Linked DNA regions of Mus musculus: region 1 is linked to region 2. A link is a loop called in an ENCODE intact Hi-C map of the cell type or tissue named here. Cell type or tissue: heart. All regions are shown on one strand.

Region 1 (8,000 bases), 250 kb before region 2:
ATGGGCACTCCTGGTCTGGGTGCTCCGTAACAGGCACAGAACTCCATTTCTGTACAAAGAAATCACACGAGCGCAGATATCTGTGTTTGTAGCAGACTTTACTGAGGATTTGAAGAGATGAAGGGGGCTTACATAGAAAAAAAATTACAAAAACCTTAAAATTGAATATTAGACATCTGTGAGTGTAAAAAAAAAATAATAATAAAAGCCACCATTCCCGTGGCCTGGGCTCTGGCTCTCTAGGAAGGCACACACATACCTGTGCCCTTTCTAATTCACTAAGTGTATGTACAAAAGCCAAGTTCCAGACACTTTTTAAAGAAATTTATTTCAGAGATTAGGCTTCACTGTGTAGTCCATGATGATCTCGTTCTTCTCCTGGGAGTTGGGGGGCAGAGGGAATTATAGCTGTGCAGCCAGGTGCCTGGCTGGGCATATTAGTTAGCTACATTCTACACAGTCAAGTCTTTGGGGGGAAAGGTAGTTTTCCTTCTGATCTGTTAGATAGGTTGTCCAAGGTGCCACCGAACCCTGCAACCATAGCTCTAGCAGGTTTTCAGCAGGGGTCAGACCCAGGTGGCCCCTGGGTAGCAACCCTGGAGGCAGCTCCCACTGTTCTGGCCTGGTGGCCAGAGAGGTGTTATACTGGCCCACAGTCACTGCCTTCCCTCAGTCCTCCAACCTCTGCCATCTGACTCAACCCCCAGCCTGGGAAAGACTGAGTGTGCATAGACTAGGGACACAAGGCCTATGGAAGAGGACTAGGACACAGCCACTTACACATATACATAGACAAGCTCTCTCTCTCTCTCTCTCTCTCTCTCTCTCTCTCTCTCTCTCTGTGTGTGTGTGTGTGTGTGTGTGTGTGTGTGTGTGTGTGTGTTTATTCATTTATTTGATTTTTGGTTTTATGGGGTTTTTTTGGGGTGGGGTGGGGTGGGGAGGTGGACTCAGGGCACATTCTTTCCATTCCTGTGACACATTGTTGACACAATCTGCTCCATCAGTGTCAGACCCTGTGAGGCAACAGACCTTTCACCTGTCCCTACATTTTCACCTGTCTCTAACATTTCCTGCTAACTAGATAACACACCATAAGGTTTCCACTCCCAAGATGGAGGGCTCTCTATCCCCAGGACTCTGGGGACTCTTGGTCATCTCACAGACCCAATGACACTGGTCATGCCTGGTTCACTCTCTTTTGCCTTTAGCCTGGCTGCCAAGCGATGCAGACCCAGAAAAGTTTCCAGCCCCAGACACCCAGGGGAGCAGGCTAGATGGGCTCAGGAGCAACAGTTCCACCTGCTCCTCTGTACAAACCAAATGCTCTAGAGCTCATTTCTAAATATAGCATCAAAGGAATGTGTTCCCTTGCTACACCTCCAGGCCTTGCCACCATCCTGAGAGCATTCCAAAGTGCACATCCACACAGGGAACACAGGGGCCACAGGACTGAGCTGCCTGCCTTCCTACCTGGCCTGTTCGCTGGCAGTATGTCCAACCTCTGTCAGTCAGCACACCCCTGGGGCACACCCATCCCCTCCCTGTCTCCAGGCCTCTCCATTCTCCCTCGGAATGTTCCTTCCGATCCACTTGTCTTCTCTACAGTGGTCAGTGCAGAGGTCAGACCTCAACAGCCTCCCTTAAAGTGAAGCTGACCTTGGGTACACACACACACACACACACACACACACACACACACACACACACACACACCCAGCACTTCCCACTACCTACAAGTCTCCTTAACTGGTTTCCAGTCACTGCCCTCCCCTCAGTCCAAAGTAAACTCCTAGCCACCCTGTCTATTCTGATCATGGACGCATTCCCAGAGTCTGCCACACCTCAGAAGTCAAACAACCACTCACAAAACAAATGAAAAAAATACAACCAACAACCTAAGCAACTTCCCAAAGCTCTCTGGGCCTTGTTTTTTCAGTCTTTAAAATAGGAAAGCAGGGCACAGTGAGGAACACCTGTAGTCCCAGGAAGCTGAGGCAGGAGGATCACTGGAATCAATAGCCCAGGCAAGAGAGGAAGATCTCACCTAAAAAAGACAAATGGTTTCAGCACAGTACCAGCTTGGCAGGATAAGTGAGGTTCCCTAAGTCAAGTGCCATGTTAACTTGAATGGAGAGGCAGTAAGACAGTCTTATATGGTGACTTTCCATTAGGCCACTGAGGTCAGTTAACACAGGAAAAACTTAGGACCCACACTGGGACCGAACATCTGAACGGACCTGCTTCCAATAGGAAAAGGTTATACCCTTCATGTTCCAAAAAGGCTGACTACATACATCGAAGTCTGAAATGTCTGAGGCTGGGGCTTGCAGGAGCTCTGCTCCTGGGCGGCATAAGCAGGGGAGGAGGCCAGGGCTAGGATGTTGGGGGGTGGGGGGGAGGGAAGGGCTGCAAACATAGGCCTGCACGTGGACTGGTGAATCCTGGTCACAAGGTCAGGGATGCAGTAGTCTTTCTGGGACCCTGGCCCTGTTTGATAGCAGGACCTTTACATAGTGCAGTAGGAAGGGAGGAGGCCTGGGTCTAGCCACCATCCTAACACGGTAGGGAGCAGCATATGGGTTAAATTGCTCTGAGTTAAGGAGAAGGAATTTGGGGCTACAGAAAGACTGGGCGGCTTGTCCGTCTTCCTCATCTGAGATGCAGCCAACCTCCTTCCATATGCCTATTTGCATACTTCTGGCATAGTCACTTAGCCTGTGTCAAACCTTGGCCCCAACACCAAAAACCACAGAAATAACATCAATAAATATTAGCCACCTTCCTCTCATAACCTGTTCCCTCAAGGACTACCTCTTCCCTGAGACCCTCGGATTCCTCCTCTCTGTGACAGGCAGTTACTGTAGGGACCACCCCACCCTAGTGCATATAGCTCTCCAGCCAGGGTTCTTAGCTGGAGTTGAAGTTCTCACGGTTAGTACCAATGCATATTTATTGAACATGTGGATGTGCTCAGCACTGTGTGAGGCACTGTCCATACACGAGGTAGGTGAATGTTATACCCATTTTACAGATGGGGAAACTGAGGCACCACAACATTTTTTTTTTAAAGGTTGCACACCAAAGTCAGGCTAGACTGACTCCAGAGCCCTTGTCCCTCACCTCTGTAGCATCACCACAATGCTGCCCTGCCCATTTCTGCATCCTCACAGATGCATCCCTGAGTCCTGGATACACACAAACATGCCCAGGTTGTATCTTTCTTCCTGAGGCTCCAGACTATTAGAACTGGCTCCAACTGGGGAAAGCAGACACCAGAAAGCCTTGAGAGGGCAGCAGAGAGACAGATCCAGGCCCTCCAGAGTGAGAGAAGCAATGGGGCTGAGGATTAGATTATTTAACTGGCACCGCAAGACCCGGGTACTTTACAGACACCCTCCCTCGTCAGTGCTGAGCAGAGAAGAAAAGAGACTAATAGAGAAGCCGAGGAGCCTGTGGAGGCCAGGCAGCTGGAAATGCTGGCCCTGAGGCAGGACGCCCTACCTCCAAGCCTTGCTTCAGTTTGGAGACCCTGCCCCCTGCAGGGCCACTGCAGAAAGAACAAAGCCACCCGAGTAGCTCTTACCCAGTCTCCCTCCAACAACTATGTTGCAGCCACACCTAAACCCAGCCCTGTTTGCAGGGATGGAGCCTTCTGCAGTAGCCATTCTCAGGCACCGATGGCAGGACAGACAGACAGTGTACATAAAGTCACCCACAGCATCTCTGGGTGTGTGACCTACGTGCAATCTGTCCTCAGGCCACTAGGGTGACCAGCAGCAGGAGTGTGAGGTTCCAGCAGCTGAGAAGGGTCTTGAGCTTTGGTGTCTTGGTGATATGCCTGGCTGAGTCCACCGGGGTTCTGGTTCCTTGGCTGTCCTGGAGTACTTTGGGCCATTGCTTCCAGCTTGCTTCCTGATGCCCCCTTCTCCCCTGCCCTTCTGGGCTCACACAGGCCAAACTAGCTCCTCTGAAAATACTTGACACCTTGGGTTTATTGGGGGTTGAGCACTGCAAGATCAGGCAGTTTGCTCCTGGTAAGAAGAGACCTGGCAACTCTGCTTGGCTCTCTTGGCACTTCCAGGGGACTGTCCCTGAAGGTCCCCTCCCAGGTCCCCATGTCCTGGACTTGTCCCCCCTACCATTGCTCTCCAAGTCTCTCATTCTTTCACAAGTCGGTAGATGTGGTGCTGAGCCCCATGCTCGCTGGCTGAAACTTCGAAGACATATGCAATACACAGCAAGGTCTCCTGTGTGTCTCGGTTGGTGACCACCTGCAGGCGAGAAGGTGGTGAGGGTCAAAGCCCTGGATACGGAAGCTGCCGTCGGCACCACCCGCTGGGCATCTGCCCCACATCATACCTGCAGGATGGTGAAGTTCTCCAGCACACTGTTCATCATGTACTTCTCGGGTAAGTGTTTCAGCTTGTGGATAAAGTTGATCATGTACTCACAGAGAGGGGACCGGTGGATGCGGTACAAATAGTGGCCATTCTCATAGCGGGCATACTCCGTCTGTAGAACCCCAGGGACAACAGAGGCTTAGAATCCCTTCCCCTCCAGCCCAAGCCCAAGTCGGCAGGGATGTCCCAGGTAGGGTCATCCTCTCAGGTTCATGGGCATGAATGAAGCCAGGCCTCTCCGCCTCTCCCTTTTGTCACTGACCAGACAGGCAGACACTTCCGGGAGACCTGGAAGTAGCCGAAGTAGCAGCAAGGAGATAGGGCAAGTGAGCAGGCGTTGTTGCACATGAGGCTGAGGTGGGGGGAGAATAGCAGCGCCTTCAAGATGGAACTGCCACGTGCATGAACCTTGGTAGTGGATACTGTTGGCCTAGGAGCTAGAGGGATGGCATGTGGGATGATGACTGGCTAGAGCCACGGGCATCTCAATACCTCGATACGTTTAACAAAAGTAAATAGCTAGAGGAGCTTTGTAAAAACTGCCTTTGCCGAGGCAGGACAGATAGATGCTTAGCCACAGTGAGCCCGGGCATCCATCTTTAGCAGCAAACAAACAAAACACGACACACTTGCAAACACCCAGTGCTACAACTGGACTACGCTCCCAAGATGGAGAGCAGTGACATGAGTGAGCATCGGTGGTGCTAACACGTACGTATCGAAAGCTTCCTGGCCATTCTAGGATTGGGATTGCAAAGCAGCGGTCCCTTTTCATGGTACCTAGCTGTTTGACATGAGGTGGCTGTCACCCCCAGGTGGAGAACAGCATCAATTCAGTTCCCCATGGGCCAAGAGGTGACCAGACTAACACCATGCACAGTGTTAGTCATTGCACAGACAGGGTCATAGACTTTAGGGCCACAGGTATGCTGGGATGGAGGCTTTGGTGCCATTTTGTCACTACACAATAGGATGGGAATGTCACTGCAATTGGAACCAGTGGATGATAAAGACAAACTGATACTTCCTTAGAGATGGGGGTGGGGTATTAACACAACCCCAAACATCCAACAGGAAGTGGGGGTGGGGGAGGTGTGCAGAGATCAACACAGGGCCTCTAAGCTTGTGCTCACCACCAGGCTGCCTGCCCTGAAGAGAAGCAGGAAATTCTGCCCCAAGTGTAAGGTCTCTGGGGCACTCCACAATTGAAAAGTGAGCTCTGTGCTTCTGGGTAGGAGCATCTAAAGACTATCTCAAGGAAGGAGGAGTGGAGGGGAGGAGGGGAGGAAGGGAGGGGGGAGGGAGGGAGGGAGGGAGGGAGGGAGGGAGGGAGGGAGGGAGGGAGGGAGAGAAGGAGGGAGGGAGGGAAGGATGAAGGAAAGGAATGAGGAAGGGAGAGGGAGGGAGAGAGAAGGAGGAAAGGAAGGAGGGAGAGAGGGGGAGAAGGAGGAATCAGGGATTGATTGAGGGTATTCTCAGTGGTAGGGTACTTGCCTAGCACACCCAGATTCTTACAGAAACCCCAACAACTGGAGCAAAGGGACTCCACAAGTTTCCAGCACTCAAGGAGTAAACAGCAAACCCTGAACACCCACCTCCCCTGCCTCTGCCTCTAGAGAGCTGTGTACCTGGGAAAGGCCTCTCTCCTAGCCCCGCACTCAGCTGTCAGAGACACAGATGGATTAGGGAGAAATCCTTGGGCTAGCCTGTGCTTTGGCCCTGCTCTAGATGTGGGATGCTTCCAAGGAAGGCTTGAAAGGAATCCCAGCCAGAAGACTCAGCCAGGGCTCTGAGGTGCAGGACAGGCAATTAAATCAGTAACTTACCAGATGCCTCATGCCCAACCCAAAATATGCACTTCCTTAAGGGCAGTGAAAGGGGCATGGCGTCCACCTCTGCCCAGGGGCCCCCTTAGCAATCCTGGCCCCAAGAGAAGGCACACAGCCCACCCTTTTGCCCTACACCCACCAGGGAGGCTCCTACCTCAACTTTCTCCACCACTTGCTTGCCAAATGAGCAGACCTTCGTAGAGCAGGTGATAATCATGTTCTCCGGGCTCTCGTACTGGCTGGAGACCCCATAGAAGGCGCTGCCCTCGTCATCGATGTTGGTATTGAGGTCTGCCTGCCGGAGACAGGGGGAGATGGGGTTGTTTGCAGGTGTGTCCTTAGGGTTCCTAGTGCCCAGTGCACGTCTTGGACCAGAGAACAGGACTTTAAAAGAATGGGGCAGGGACAGCAGAGTAGCCTGGGGCAGAAAGACTGAGTTCTAGATCATCCTGAGATATATACAAGACTCTGTCTGTCTGTCTGTCTGTCTGTCTGTCTACACATGCCTTGACTTTAAGAACGTACACATTTTTACCTTGAAGTGGCCAATATGGGGATGTGGAATTTTTACAGGAGTTACGTGTGTTTAGCATAGTATTCTTGGTACATTGTGGCTTCAGAAGGGCCAATGTTAAAACTGCTTCCATGGCTAAGCAAAGAAAATCGCCTGCCTATTCGTTTTGTGCTGGTAAGGAACAAAAGGCATAATTGGAGTGTGGTGTCTGTGGGTACTTTAAGGTTTGGGGCACCTGTTAGGCTGTGGTACAAACATCCAGTGGATGGACACACATTGACATCCTGTGTCTTCACATGCACACCCTTTACCAGTGGTCCCTAGGCAGAGCTGTAACCCAGTCTGCTCTAAGGGAAGAAACAGTTCATGGTCCATTATTTGTAAGGTTACGTGCTACTTGCTTTCATTATTTTTGCTACATAGTTTACTTGTATTTAAATGTTTTAGGCAATCTAAGAACAAATGCAAAAGTCGAGACGCAGCAGAAATGAACTGCTGTAAACAAACTGTAAACAAAGCACAGCTGTAAACAAAATCCCAAGGATTTAGCTTTTTTTTTCTTTTTTTTTCTTTTTTAGCCTTTTCTTTTTAGCTTTTGTGATTTTTTTCTTTTTTGATACTTGCTTGACATGTATGTGTTGTTAAAAAAAAACAAAAAACAAAAACAAACACATGGAAATAACTTGAGATGAGGCCTAGCTTTGTTTTGATGTCATGAAATTTTCGTGAACAATCCAAACACAACTGTTAAGAGCACATGAATTAAAGTTTGTGTAAGTGGAATAAAAGTTTCATGAATGAGCTTTTCAACAAAAGTGTGTGTGTGTGGGGGGGTAAGGGGCAGGACTTGGGTACAACTCAGAGAGAACCTTTGTCCTGGAAGGACCAGAAAGAAAGAAGAAAAAGAAAGAAAAAATTGGTACAGGGCAGTCATAGGAAAGCCTCTGCTACCCACACATCCTGGCTCGGTGCCAATCTTTCTGGTTTGTTCCCCAAAACAACAAGAAATAAGTTCATAGCTGCCCACATGGAGCGCATGAATTAATTCTTGGTTGCCTATTGTATTAGTTACTTTAGGACTGCTGTGACTATCACAGACAGCCTAAGAGAGGAGGGGGTTATCTCGCCATCTCAGACCCTCACAGCAGGGAAGCATGGCAGATGATTCCATCTGGTGCTAAAACATGAGACGGTGGCTGTTCACATGGCATGGGGCAGGAAGCTGAGGCCACAAGCCCAAACCAGGAGTGGGTA
Region 2 (8,000 bases):
GGCCTCTGCTCAAGTCCCGGGATGAGCTGGCCAGCACCCCAATAACCCGAGAGAAAACCACACCTGATGCAAACTGCAAAAGGTTTTATTATCAGCTAGCTGAGGACGAAGTCCCTCTGCAGTGCAGGGGAGTTCGACCCCAAGCGGTGACAGTAGGGGACTTTTAACAGCTAGCTGAGGAATTGGGAGGAGTTGGGAGGAGAGTTCTTCTCTTCCGGGTGTCCTTGGTGAACTTTACAAGGTAGGAGTGGGGAGTGAGTTCTTTCTGAATTTTTATCTCTGTGTCCTCGGCACAGGAAGGCAGGCATCTCTGGTTGTAAAGTATAGAAACAAAAAGGCTCTTTGCTGGCTATAGAGAACAAAGAGCTTCTTTCTGGCTGTATTTTTAGAGATCAGGGGAAACAAGCTTGGGGAACGTCCAGGGGCTTTACCTTCCAGGGAGAAACGCTCTAAGTCGGGGTCTCACAGTCCCACCCCTGAATTCAGGTCCTCAGGGTGTTACCTTTACACATCATGTGAGAGAGAGAGAGAGAGAGAGAGAGAGAGAGAGAGAGAGAGAGGGGGAGGGAGGGAGAGAGGAGGCCACTGTCCCTATGTAGGTTGAAAATCAGCCGTAGCAGCCACAAGACTGATAAGATCCCTAAGAGGGCGTGGCTGATGGAGGGATGGTTGTCTTGCTGTGCTCGCTCCCATTGAGCTTCATTGACACCACCTCTAGGCTCCAGGGGTCACCCAGGTCCCCCTAAGTACTTGGAGTTTTAGCATGGCTCCCTCATTTCCCATCTGTATGAAGAAGAAAAAATTACAAGAGCGATCAGAAAAACTCTGTGCCCTGGGAAAGCTCAAAACCGTAACTACGGGCTCAGGGAAAGGTGAGCGACCCAGGAGGAAAGGAGCCCTACAGCCTCATATCAGCCTCCTCACATCAGCCTATCCTCAGCAGAGATTGGCCCTGTGGATCCCTGATTGCTGTCGATAAGGCCACCACCCCCACAGTCACCAACTCCTTTCTTTCCCACGTGTTTATAGTGCCAGCATGGACCCCAGGATGGAAAACCATGCGTGTGGTGCTTCTCGTTATCGAGGCAGAACACACTTCTAAAGTTCGGTCCATCTCCTGGATCTGGAGCCCTGAGGGAGCGGTCAGGCCCCTGGTCTTCAGTGCTTATATGCCTGGTCCCTTAGTTTGGGGTGTTGCTCAACCCTGTGCTGGTTGTGCACAAAGACCGCATGTGAGGGAGGTGAAATATACACGTACACACACACACACACACACACACACACACACACACACACATACACACACATGTATATATATACATATTCATATATGTATACACACATACATACACAGGGCCAGGTATCTCAGGGATCCCAACCTGAGCATGAACCTTTATCCAGTTGAGGAAATTAAGCTTCTACAGTATTTTCCATTTTTAAGTACTCCTCCTCCCTGGGGGAGCTTAGTGGAGGGTTGTTCTACAAGAAGCTCTGGACAAAACATGGAGCGTTTCCTAGTGAGTGGCAGCAGCACCACAGTCCTTGGGGTCCCGAGGGCAGGAGAGGTTACACCCTGGCAACCGTCCTCACACGAGGCTCTCTGGCTCCAGATGTGTCCTGTCTTTCCTGTGTCTCTGTCTAGCATTTAGCAGGCTATGCATACTTAGATCTGGTGGACAGTGCTTTGCTGAGTTGGGTGTGAGTTATGTGGTCTCAGGGGTTCTGTGGGGGCAGCTGCAAATAGGTGTCTTTCCCAAGGTAATAGTGTGGAATGACTTTTTTTTCCCTAACCCAACGGTACATGGGGTGTTTCCTCAGGTATATTATTATTTTTCATTTCCCAAAGTGTTGCTTTTCTTCTGGCTTTGATAGAGTGGAGGAGAGGTCTGTTTTGGCTCACGGTTTGAAGGGACCCAGTGCTTCATGGTGGTGATGGCAGTGGGGAATTCCTAGAGGCAGCTGTGTCGCTGGGACCACGAAACAGGCAGAGATGAGTGAGCTTGTGTTCAACTGGCCTTTACATTTTTTTTAAAAAAAGAGGCCCAACATGTCCAGATTTTATTTATAAAGCTTTTTTTTTTTTCCTGGCTGTTATACAGAGAATAAAAATGTTGCTACAGCCACAGTGTAACTGGTAGGCACAGATGGCCGATTCACCCATCACAGCTGTCCACACTACAGCAAGTCTCACATGAAAATATTTACAGCCCCCCTCTCTCTGTTGAGAATAGTCTTCTCTTATACAGTACATCCTGAACACCCCCCCCCCCACCCCACTCCTCCCAGCTCCCTTTGCCCAGATCCCTCCCGGCCTCTTTCCCTAAGTCAGAGCTTGTTTTCTTTTCACTGGATACAGATTTAAAGATGTATCTATTTCATTTATAATGAGTACACTGTAACTGTCCTCACACACCAGAAGAGTGCACGGGATCCCACTACAGATGGGTGTGAGCCACCATGTGGTTGCTGGGAATTGAACTCAGGACCTCTGGAAGAGCAGTGCTCTTAACCTGCTGAGCCACCTCACCATCGTTAAGAGCTTGTTTTCAGTAACTTCTGGGGAATAACAATGACGTTGAGCTTTGGCAAACTCCTTACAGAGGACTGCAGGAAACTAGTTTTTCTGGTCCTCTGCCTGTTGGTGTAGGTCACTCAAGACTCCAACTGCTAATCCCGACTAATCTGATTTCCTGGTGTGAACTCAAAAGCTTCTTTGTTTCTGATAGAGATTAACTTTACAGACAATGTTGAAAACCCTACTAAAAAACGACCTTTACTCTTTTTTTGCCTTCCCATGAACTCCTCTAACCCATCTCAGAAGCAGCCTGCCTCCTTGTTTTGAACAAATCAGAAAAAGTCCAACAGAGTAACAAATGTATCTTTTTGGAAGCTGAGTAAAGTCTTGGGTGTTGCTTCCTGCTGCTTCCGTTGATGTGCCGGTTTAGTTGGTAACTCCTGTAATTATCCTTGTTCATTTATTCCAGAATTCAACAAATCCAACTCCAAATGGTTTCACAAGTTGACAATGTCCCCCTGTGTCCTCCTGGTACGGGAATTCAAATACCATGGTGTCTCTGACCCAAGGACTGTCTCCTGACTACCCACTACCAAACAAGGAGACCTTCTAACCCAATGACGCCCTAATTCAGCCGGAAGCCGACTGCTTCCTGACTTGAGACCCCAAGTCTTCCAGTTTACCAGGCCATAAGCAGAGAAGATTACAAAGAGAGCAAGGACACACGGAGGTTCCCCCACCCCGCTACACAGGGATGAGTGGCAGGATCTGCCTGACTACTGTCCCGGAAATGGCTCACACATTAACTAGGCCTCACCCCCTTACCCAGACAGATCGACGACCCCTGTCATTTAACCCAAGTATGACCTATTCCCCTACCTTGGCCATGCAGCATAGGCCACATATTAACTAAGCCTACTTTTCTTCCCTTCTGTCTGAAACCTTAAACAGCAGACACCCTGCTCTGCTTGCTTTGAGGTACCTCAGAGACCCCGCTGTGCCACCTGAGGCCCTGTTGCTGCTGTTAAAACACTGGTTGAACCTCTTTTCCTTTCCCACCCTAAAGCTAAACAGTAGTGTTTTGAGGAAGTGATGCTAACTCAATTTGGAGGAATCGTGTTTAGAACAAAGAATACAAAAACAAACAGACAAATAAAAACCGTAAAAACAAAGTCAGATACAAAACTGTGTAATTGGCCAATGGGTGGTGGACAGTTGAGGGGCCTAGGCCATCGGACTCACTGGCCTCAGGTGACTCCACTTGAGGCTTCAGGGTGACAGGAAATTCCCAGGGTCTTCACCCAGCTGAAGCAGAGGGTGGCTGAGTAGTGATTTCTGGGGTGGGGAAGGGGGAAGTCTTTCTTCAAGTCATGTCTGAGAATCTCTCCTTGACTTTGGGTCGCCACTGTCCTGTCTCAGGTGAGAGGCAGAGTCTTCAGTGACTGTCCCTTCCTTTGCACACCATCAGTGTACCAAGCCCCCTGCCCCCCCCCACCCCCCCCAGCCCATGCATGTAACTGAAGCAGCCACATACTAACGTGATTCTCACCCATTTTTGCCCGGAGTGTAGGTTAGAGGGTTTAAAGCAGGGCAGAGGAGGGACTGGGTACTGAAAAAGACGTCTTGTTTAATGCTACAGAGCTCGTTCACTGGAGGTTTTATTTGAAGCTGTAGCCTGCATCCATGGTACCTCAGCACAGACAATACTTCACCGGGTCCTGAGGACTTGGGTTACTGCTTTTTAATTCTAGCAAAGACATTTTAAACAAACGCATGAATACAGAGAGAAGATCCCGGGGAATGCCCCAGCACCCTACGTACCGCTACAGCTATCAAATTGAAACCTCCCTCTTCATCCTTAAGCGTCATTCACACTTTTTTTTTTTTTGTTTGTTTGTTTTTGTTTTTCGAGACAGGGTTTCTCTGTATAGCCCTGGCTGTCCTGGAACTCACTTTGTAGACCAGGCAGTCCTCGAACTCAGAAATCCTCCTGCCTCTGCCTCCCCCTCTTCCTCCCTCCCTCTCTCCCACTGTGCTGGGATTAAAGGCGTGTGCCACCACGCCCGGCTTTCATTCACATTTTTTGCAACGAATTCCAGAGAGTAGGTCTTCCTCCTGCCCCTGACCCCCCTCTTCCTCCCTCCCTCTCTCCCACTACCAGCTTCCTTAAGGAGAAAGTGAGATAATCTAGACATTCGGTGAAATGAAGATCAGCTCCGGGCTGAGAAGTCAGGGAAGGAGGAAGGAACTGGTCTATTATAAATTTGTCAGGGCTCTGTGTTTCCGATATGAATTGAATCTCCTGCAAAGACTCTGTGCTGAGGACAGCCGTCTCCCTCTAGCTCCCCCTTGCGGCTGATTTCCTCTAGGTCGAGGGGGAGGGAGTCAGGGATAGGAAAACAGAATGGCTCTTGCCCCCCCTGCTGGCTGCCCGCGTGGATGACAGGAAAGGCCCACAGCAGGGGTGCACCTGGGAGGACGTTTCTTGGTTTGCGGTTCCTTCAGGAACCACCCCTCCCCAGCCCCTCCCCCCCAGCAGACAGGCAAACGATGGGACACGGTGTGAGGAAGGGTCTCCTCAAAGTTTTAGCCCCCGTCTTATCTACAGGTCTGCAGGGCTCCAGGGATGGCAAGGCTTACAGCGGGCCACAGCGGGCCGCAGCGGGCCAATGCCCACGAGGGCTAGCACTGCACGGTGCCAGGAGGAGCAGACTCCTGCTGTGTGTTTCTGGCATCCTGCATGACAGACACCAGTGAACCCATCATCCCTTTAAATGGAAACTCAATGGCAGAGGCTAGTTGTCCTAGCAACTGCAGGACAGAAGAGCCTTTGTCGGGGCTGGAGAGATGGCTCAGCAGTTAAGGGCACTGACTGCTCTTTCAAAGGTCCTGAGTTCAATTCCCAGCAACCACATGGTGGCTCACAACCATCTGTAATGAGATCCGATGCCCTCTTCTACAGTGTACTCATATAAATAAAATGAATCTTTAAAAAAAAAAAAGAGCAAAAAAGAAGAGCCTTTGTCACTGGCTGTGGCAACACATGCTGGTGACCATGTCCTCTTCTTCCCCCCCACCTCCCACTCTCCTTTAGACATGCAGGCCCCTAGTAGCTGTTGAACTATTGGGTTTGTCTTTATTAGAGAGACTGTCTCTGATTTATCAGACTTCACAGCAGAGAAGAGAGATCTGCGGAAGGAGGCAGCTGTGTAAATAGAGCCTGGATGAGACTGGCCTGGATCACCCTAGGCACTGTGGTCTCCCAAGTGGGATCTCAAAGATGGCATAGTCAAATATGGCACCATGGTGGGGACGTACTCCCAGCCTTGTCGCAGAGCTGTCTGGGATTTGAAGGCAATAATTATCTTTATTTTCAGTACTTGCCTTCTTTATGTTGGCTCAGACAAGTACTGTAGGGCATTTGAACAGGTTTCCTCTGTGGTCCGCTCTCTGTAGGGGACTCCACTGAGTCAGCTTGTTTTCAGACACTGAACAGCACGGAAAAGTTGACATGTCAGTTTGTGAACACAGAGGATCTGGAATGAACTTTGCCGTGCCACACTCTGTACCCTCAGTTCGAGATGGGAGGTGACAGCTGATAACTGTTACGAAAAGGCATTCTTGAGGCCAGCATGTGCCTGGGACTCAGCTTGGCTTCTGAAGACCATGAAGTGTGGCAAGCCTGACACCGACATCCGAATCTCTTCCCAGACCACAATGGGATTCATTTCTTCCTAGCTCTCAGGTGTCCATGATTTGAAGGCAGTACTGCCCGTTACCCACTCCAAGATTCTCGGATACAGTACACAGCCTCTCTCCTGGTTTCTGTATGCACTGCTCCTCCTTCAGGCTCCTCCAAGGCCACAGGGAGTGGAGAAAGGAGGGGTCTTAGGGTGTACCCTTCTCTGTCAGTTGTCATCTGAGTATCCCACTCTTCTGCTAACAGGGTCCTCATGATGGCAAAGCACGCCCAGGCTAAAGCAGGACCCACTTTCCACCTGAGGTCTGGCTATAGTTCCTCAGCTTCCAGTCACTGTGTGGGGCCCTAGAGCACCACCCAGATTCTCTTAGAAAAACACCGCAATTGTGGAACTCTCCAGAACAGTCTCTAAATGAGAAAGTCAGGATTGGGCAAATTGATGTGATTCAGCTGTCTACGACCTGAGTTGATACCACCCAAGCAGGTTTCAAATGTCGTTACAGTATAGATATGATACAAAGGGAGAAGCAATTCTGGACTAGGCTGGGTTAGATGGCAGCAGGGCACCACCAAAGTCTCTGGTTATCTGATGCTTGGAGATGTGACTTCATCAGACTGTTCCTGAATCAATTTGTAGATCTATGGTTTGTGCTTGGTGCCCTGTCGCATTGTGAAGGAAGTGCCTGATCTACACACCAGAGCTTAAAACGCATTTAGAAATTTTCATGTCTTGATTTCCATTCTCAGGTCAGGCTGAGCTCACGAATCATGAGCTCGTCTGACGCTTACAACTTTGTGGCATGTCAGAGGATGAGCAGACCCACTCAGAAATGTCTCTGCATGTTCCTGCTGTCCGTCTGTGGGACTTTGTAACCCACGCTGGTTAAGTGTCTATCCAAGCCTCAGGCTGAGTAGCTATGCATGATGTTCCCTGAGAGGCAGGCAGTAACTTCTGGGAGTGAACAGTAACGAGACAAGATGCCTGAGAACCAAAAGTTCAGCGTGAGGGCTTGGGTGTAGATTCTTTTATCATTAAACATCCAGCTGAACAAAGCATCCAGGATGGCCATTAGCCCACCAGTGAGCTCCCCTGCCTCGCTACACGGAGACAGTCCACACTGAAAACAAACAAGCTGTTCCAAAGACGGAAGACAAGGCTGTTCAGAAGAAAAGATATTCTAGAAGCAACCAAAGCAACAAAAACTTCTGACATGGGAACGCATTCAGCATGAAAATATGTAAATAAAATAAAGTTCTAGTCTTAGTTAGGGTTTTACTGCTGTGAACAGACACCATGACCAAGGCAACTCTTATAAGGACAATATTTAATTGGGGTTGGCTTACAGGTTCAGAGGTTCAGTCTATTATCATTAAGGTGGGAACACAGCAGCATCAAGGCAGGCATGGTGCAGGGGGAGCTGAGAGTTCTACATCTTCATCTGAAGGCTGCTAGGAGAAGACTGGCAGCTAAGATGAGGGTCTTAAAGTCCACACCTACGGCCCACACCTGCTCCAACAAGGCCACACCTCCAAATAGTGCCATTCCCTGGGCCAAGCATATACAAATCACCACAGTTCTGTTGGTTGTTTTCATTTGTAAGCATTTTAAGTGTTCTCATGAGATACATCAAGTGAAATTATACATTAAAGTTAGAAACAGTTTTAAGAGTGAATTGGAAAAGAAAAAAACCAACTGTGTCACCCTCACTTCTGACACCATCTCTTTCTTTATTCATCTGGAACTTTTTTAGTTTATTGAAAAACAACCGTAGGTAGGTGAGATTA

The links. Peaks named below come from ENCODE experiments on the same cell type or tissue, not always from the same donor. Only the 100,000 strongest peaks of a DNase experiment are listed, where the experiment ranks them.
Region 1: a loop joins it to region 2, with 2.9 times the contacts of the local background. A loop is called at or near these places in 4 of 42 quality-filtered maps.

What each region holds. Positions count from the first base shown.
Region 1 is chr6:128,224,206-128,232,205 of GRCm38, forward strand. It overlaps Tead4 (TEA domain family member 4), which reads right to left. Exons shown (of 12, transcript NM_011567.2): 10 at 6,387-6,527; 11 at 4,363-4,515; 12 at 2,938-4,274. The coding sequence ends at 4,161. Among named protein-coding and RNA genes, the nearest start is that of 9330102E08Rik, 44 kb to the left of the region's middle. In heart, a CTCF peak has its summit at 3,541 (motif pointing left); no DNase peak of the experiment used is centred here; H3K27ac peaks cover 891 bases.
Region 2 is chr6:128,475,058-128,483,057 of GRCm38, forward strand. The region is part of intron 2 of Gm10069 (predicted gene 10069); the gene reads left to right. Among named protein-coding and RNA genes, the nearest start is that of Gm10069, 40 kb to the left of the region's middle. In heart, no CTCF peak of the experiment used is centred here; a DNase peak (open chromatin) is centred at 4,894; H3K4me3 peaks cover 794 bases.